Linked DNA regions of Mus musculus: region 2 is linked to region 1. Evidence: chromatin loops called from intact Hi-C (ENCODE). Cell type or tissue: gastrocnemius. All regions are shown on one strand.

What was found. Hi-C counts contacts between places; a loop is a spot of excess contacts. Peaks named below come from ENCODE experiments on the same cell type or tissue, not always from the same donor. Only the 100,000 strongest peaks of a DNase experiment are listed, where the experiment ranks them.
Region 2: a loop joins it to region 1, with 5 times the contacts of the local background. A loop is called at or near these places in 21 of 42 quality-filtered maps.

What each region holds. Positions count from the first base shown.
Region 1 is chr9:43,338,348-43,340,847 of GRCm38, forward strand. No RefSeq gene overlaps it. Among named protein-coding and RNA genes, the nearest start is that of Gm36799, 18 kb to the right of the region's middle. In gastrocnemius, a CTCF peak has its summit at 1,386 (motif pointing right); a DNase peak (open chromatin) is centred at 1,417.
Region 2 is chr9:43,800,899-43,803,398 of GRCm38, forward strand. All of the region lies in intron 5 of Nectin1 (nectin cell adhesion molecule 1), which reads left to right. Among named protein-coding and RNA genes, the nearest start is that of Gm46108, 11 kb to the left of the region's middle. In gastrocnemius, a CTCF peak has its summit at 1,278 (motif pointing left); a DNase peak (open chromatin) is centred at 1,280; H3K27ac peaks cover 1,958 bases.

The sequences.
Region 1 (2,500 bases):
CCAGCCCAAAACTGCCCTTTCTTTCCTTTAGACCTGACTCAGGGCCTCAACCCAGAAGAGACCCTTTCATTCAGAAGAGAAGGCTGGGGCCTTGCAAGCTTTGGGGTCTGCTCTGGGCATCCAGGACCCTAGGAACAGTGCCATTATGTCCTAGAACATTGATTCCCACACATGGGCATGCTTGCGGAGGGGGGTGGGGGGGGGCTCAGAAACAGTCACCTGAAGAGAAGCACAAACACAAAGAGAAGACACATCAGACACAAAGGGGATCTAGGAAGATGTGCACTGATGTGTTGGGGCTTCATTCTCTGCATTTGAGGAACCAGGTGAGGGGGCATAGTCAGAGCACTCAGCCTGGGCTGGGGTCCAGGTTGTTCCATATACCAATTCCATGGTCTTGGGCACATTGTCCCACCTATCTGTACATCATTGGAAGAACTTTTAAGAGATGACAATGAGTTCTGAATCCCAGTCTGTAAAGATTATTCTGGTGAGTGATCAATAATTGAGAGACTGTGATTTTATCATAATCATCAAAGCAACAGCAGTGAACAATGATGACAACATGGTCAGACTCTCGAGTTTACCCTTCTCAGCATTGTTGCTGTTGTTAGTATATATTCTTCCATTTTTATACACTCTCATATTTCAGAACACTTTATTTTTTAATTGGGTATTTTCTTTATTTACATTTCAAATGTTATCCCCTTTCCCAGTTCCCCTTCTTCCCAGAGACCCCCTCTCCCATCCTCCCTCCCCCTGCTTCTATGAGGGTGTTCCTCCACCCATCCACCCACTCCCATCTCCCTGCCCTTAGTTCCTCTACACTGGGGCATCTGTCGAGCCTTCATAGGACCAAAGACCTCTCCTCCCATTGATGCATGATAAGGCCATCTTCTGTAACATATGCAGCTGGAGCCATGTGTACTCCTTTGTTGATGGCTTAGTCCCTGGGAGCTCCAGGGGGTCTGGTTGGTTGATACTGTTCTTCTTCCTATGGGGTTGCAAACCCCTTCAACTCTTTCAGTCATTTCTCTAACTCCTCTTTTGGGGATCCCGCACTCAGTCCAATGGTTGGCTGTGAGCATCTGCCTCTGTATTTGTAAGGCTCTGGCAGGGCCTCTCAGGAGACAGCCATATCAGGCTCCTTTCAGCATGCACTTCTTGGCATCCACAATAGTGTATGGGTTTGGTAGAACACTTTATTTTTTTGGAGACTCTCTTGTAGCCCAATCTGGCCTCAAAATCACTACGTAGCTAAGAATTACCTTGAACTCTTAATCTGAATGTCACATGATAGGACTACAGGCCTGTGCTAGGGCACTTGCTCTTTCTTTTTTAGAGCCTGCATTTGGTGATGGGCACAGGACTCAGGCTCCCGGAATTCTAGAACTGACCAGCAGGTGGCAGCATTTCACCATCATTAATGGGCACAAAAAGTACTCATCTGCCTAGGCAGGGGAGGCAGGGGAGGCAGGGGGCCAGGCTGCACCCCCAACACCCTCATCATTAAACAGATCTTCTTGTCCCGGGCTAGGAAGCATTGTGGTGAAGGGTAAACCCCTGGACTGAGCAGGAGAGAAGGACTTGTCCCTTGACCCACCAGTGCATGACACATATCTGTGGGCTCTGCAGTGGGGCTGTGGGAATACCAGGCTCCTTTCTGCAGCCCCCCGCCCATCTCTGTTCTCTCATCACATCTTCAAGCCATCTCCCAAGAGTGACCAAGGCAGTTTTGTCTTTCTGAGTATTGACTATTAAGTTTGAGAACGAGCTGTTGTTCAGCCACATAAACAAGGAGGATAAACACTAATTACTTGGTGAATGTGCCAACTGCTGGTTCGGAATCCATCACCTTGCCAAGGCTGAGGCTCAGAAGAGGCTAAGGGAGAGAAGATGGGGGTGTGAGCCAGTCCCTTGGGGGCCGGTAGATGAGGAGTCTACAGGGGTAAGTGAGCTCAACTCTCCCTAGGGTGATGAAAATATTTCCAGAGTCCCTGAGATTCATGAGGATGGATAGGACTCTAGGGAAGGGAAGGAGGCAGAGAGGGGGAGGAAGAGGGTAGGGAGGGGGCAGAGAGGGGCAGGGAGGGGCAGGGAGACCTTTTGCTAGGCTCATGGTCATCAATACATAAATATCAATCGGCCACAGTGTTTTGTTTCCCTGGTGGGCTGTCAGTCCTTGGTAGAGCCTTGCATTTCTTTAAGGTTGTCTCATCACTACCTGAAGACCTTGATGGGCCGCAAGCCTCATTATTGACAATGACCTACCTTCAGGAGGCTGATCTGGTAGTGGGAGGCCTGGCTAGGGGAGCTTGTGTTCAATAGGACTCTAATGACATTGGGGTGAGGGCCGTGTCTACAATGGCTAAGAGGTGCAAGCTCAACCAGATGTGTTTATTTCCTGGGCCCAACTGAGACAGAGATACAGGGGTCACACTGAAGTGACAGGATTGGGGGAAGACACAAGACCAGAGAATAAAACTCCATTCATTCATCG
Region 2 (2,500 bases), 460 kb after region 1:
TGAGTCACAGAATGGAGCTGAGTTCTGTCCTGAGCAGAGACAGCAAGGCCCGTAGGTCCAAAGATAAAGCCTCCGCAGGGACAGCGGAGAAAGCTCACAGTGCAGGTGGTTACAGAGCATTGAAAGGAAAAGCCAAGGACTCAGGGCTCCTCACCTCTGCAGGCGAGGGGAGCATAGCAGTTCAGATGCAGCAGGCTGGTCCTTCCATCTAGATGCCTCGATTATTGTCTTAGCCTCTCTGAGCCCACACCATCATCCTTCAAGGCTGGACAAAGTCTAGCCTCCAAGAAACCTTTGTGAATTGCGTGCCTCAATGTTCTTATTCTCTTATTCCCTGAGCACTTCACTGTCAGCTCCTTCCATGTCTGCTTGCTGCAGTGATCCCAGGCATTCCTTTGGCTCTATAGCAATGCTATGACTAGAGAGAAAAAATAGTCGGTGGATATTTGCTAACTGAATAAGGAAGTAGACAGGTGAAGATTGGCCAGGAGTGTGGCTCAGAACCTCAACGCTCAGGAGGCTGAGCTAGGAAGGTCATAAGTTCAAAGCCAACATGGGTTAATGAGACCTTGTTTCAAACCAACCAAGCAAAGAAAGACACGGAGGCAGATGGAGAGGAGGACTTTATCTGAGGCCTGGAGCTGGGGAGGCAGGCTGAGAACACAGATTTCCTTTCTAAGGACAGTGGGACCCAGTAAACCATGATGAGCTCCCAGAGAGGGTTGCAAGAGAAGCAGTCAAAACAGCTCTCAGTAAACACTTAAACTCTCTCAGTAAACTCTGTGACCTGCACTGAGGACACAGTGGTGACTAGTGGGGACCCAAATCCTCTGGGCTTGTGCTTCTCTCAGACAGCTCCAGGCTCAGGAGCTTCTGGGCGGCCACAGCTCAGCCATGTGACCTCAGGCAAGTGTCCCGGACCCTGTCCCCTTTTGAGGCTCCTGTGTTTTCACTAGCCCTCCCAGCCTGAGCAACATGAAAACCTCTTCCCCCATCCAGGACCTCCGCCCTGCTCCTGCCTGCTTGCCAGTAGCACCCCACACACTCACATGGGGCCCATGGGAGGCGTGTGATTCCAATGGAGTGAGTGATGCTGAATCAGGGAGTGAGCTGGCTGCAGCAGGCTCCCAGGAGCAGACACATGGGCCCAGACAGTTCCTTGACCCTGGCCCTCCTGGGCCAGACCGGGAAGAGGCCTGGACAGCAGCCTTCCTTCCATGCTTGCCCTGGGTCTACACCCCAGCGCCTTCCTGAGGCCAGTCATGGTCTCCGGTGCCACCCTGTGGTGGTGCTGGGAACCGTCTCCCTGTGTCCTGCCCTAGGACCTCTTGGCCTCTGGCCTGGGCTGGCCTGGACTGACTTCATATTCACTCATCCACCTCCCAGGCCTCAGAGGGGGTGGAAAAAAGAGACAACAGGGTAGAAAAGAAGGCCACCATCCACCTCCCCCTTCCATCTTCTTCTGGTCTTTTTGTCTTTTCCTGCCTTTATTGCCTTTTAATTTCCACTCTGCATTATTGACTTTTCATTTTTCCTTTATATTTTTTTCTTTTTTTTTTTTTTAGACAGTCTTGATCTATAGCCCAGACTTCCCTTGAACTTATTGCAACCCCCCTATCTTAGTCTCTCACATCCTGAAGTTACAAGTATGAGCCATTATGCCTGGCTCAGACCGTCCACACTATCTGCATATCCTTCCGCATACATTTGTGCCTGGCAAAACCTGTGGGACATGGAACATGCTCTCACATATGTATGCTCCTGATGTGTGATACACATGTAGTCCTCTGTATCCCCTTTCTGCCTGTCCCTGCTCTGTGCCTACCATCTGTCACTTTGGGTGTTTCAACCCTGTAGCCCAAGCTAGCAATCCCAACAGGTCTCTACCTTGCCCTGCAGGGCCATACCACAACCAAAAAGTCACAGCGCTTGTTTGTAGCACACTGATAGGCAGTTGGCACTCACAGGACGTCGGCTGAGCCAAAACTTGGGAATCTACTTTCTATCTGTCCTGAAGACAAAAGGAATTAGTCTGGATTACCTACTAGGTTCCTGGTGTTGGGTCAGTCACTTCTACATGTCAGGCAAAGGGACACTGGTGGCACTTGCATAGGGTTGATATGAAAAAAAAAAAAAAAAAGGCAGGATGATTTCTAATTGGGCCTTTGGGTAAGTTAACCTCGCTAGCCATCTCCTGCATTGAATAGAAATGAACAGCAGACCTCCTTGGAGGGTAGTGACCGTGAGGGACACACAGTTGGGTGCATGTAGATGTGCCTCTGCACCAAGGTGGGATAGGACAGAACTAATGCCACCTCCAGGGATGGTCAGGATGGAAGGCTGGGCGCTCTGGGTACATCAGCTGCCTCTGCTCCTCTCGCCTGCCTGGCTCCCAGTGCTGCAGCTGACCTCAGGAAGGTGGGGTGCTAAGGGGCCTCTGGAATCAGAACTGCTCAAACTCGGGGTGTGGACATCCTGTCCTGGGCTTTTCCCTCCCCTG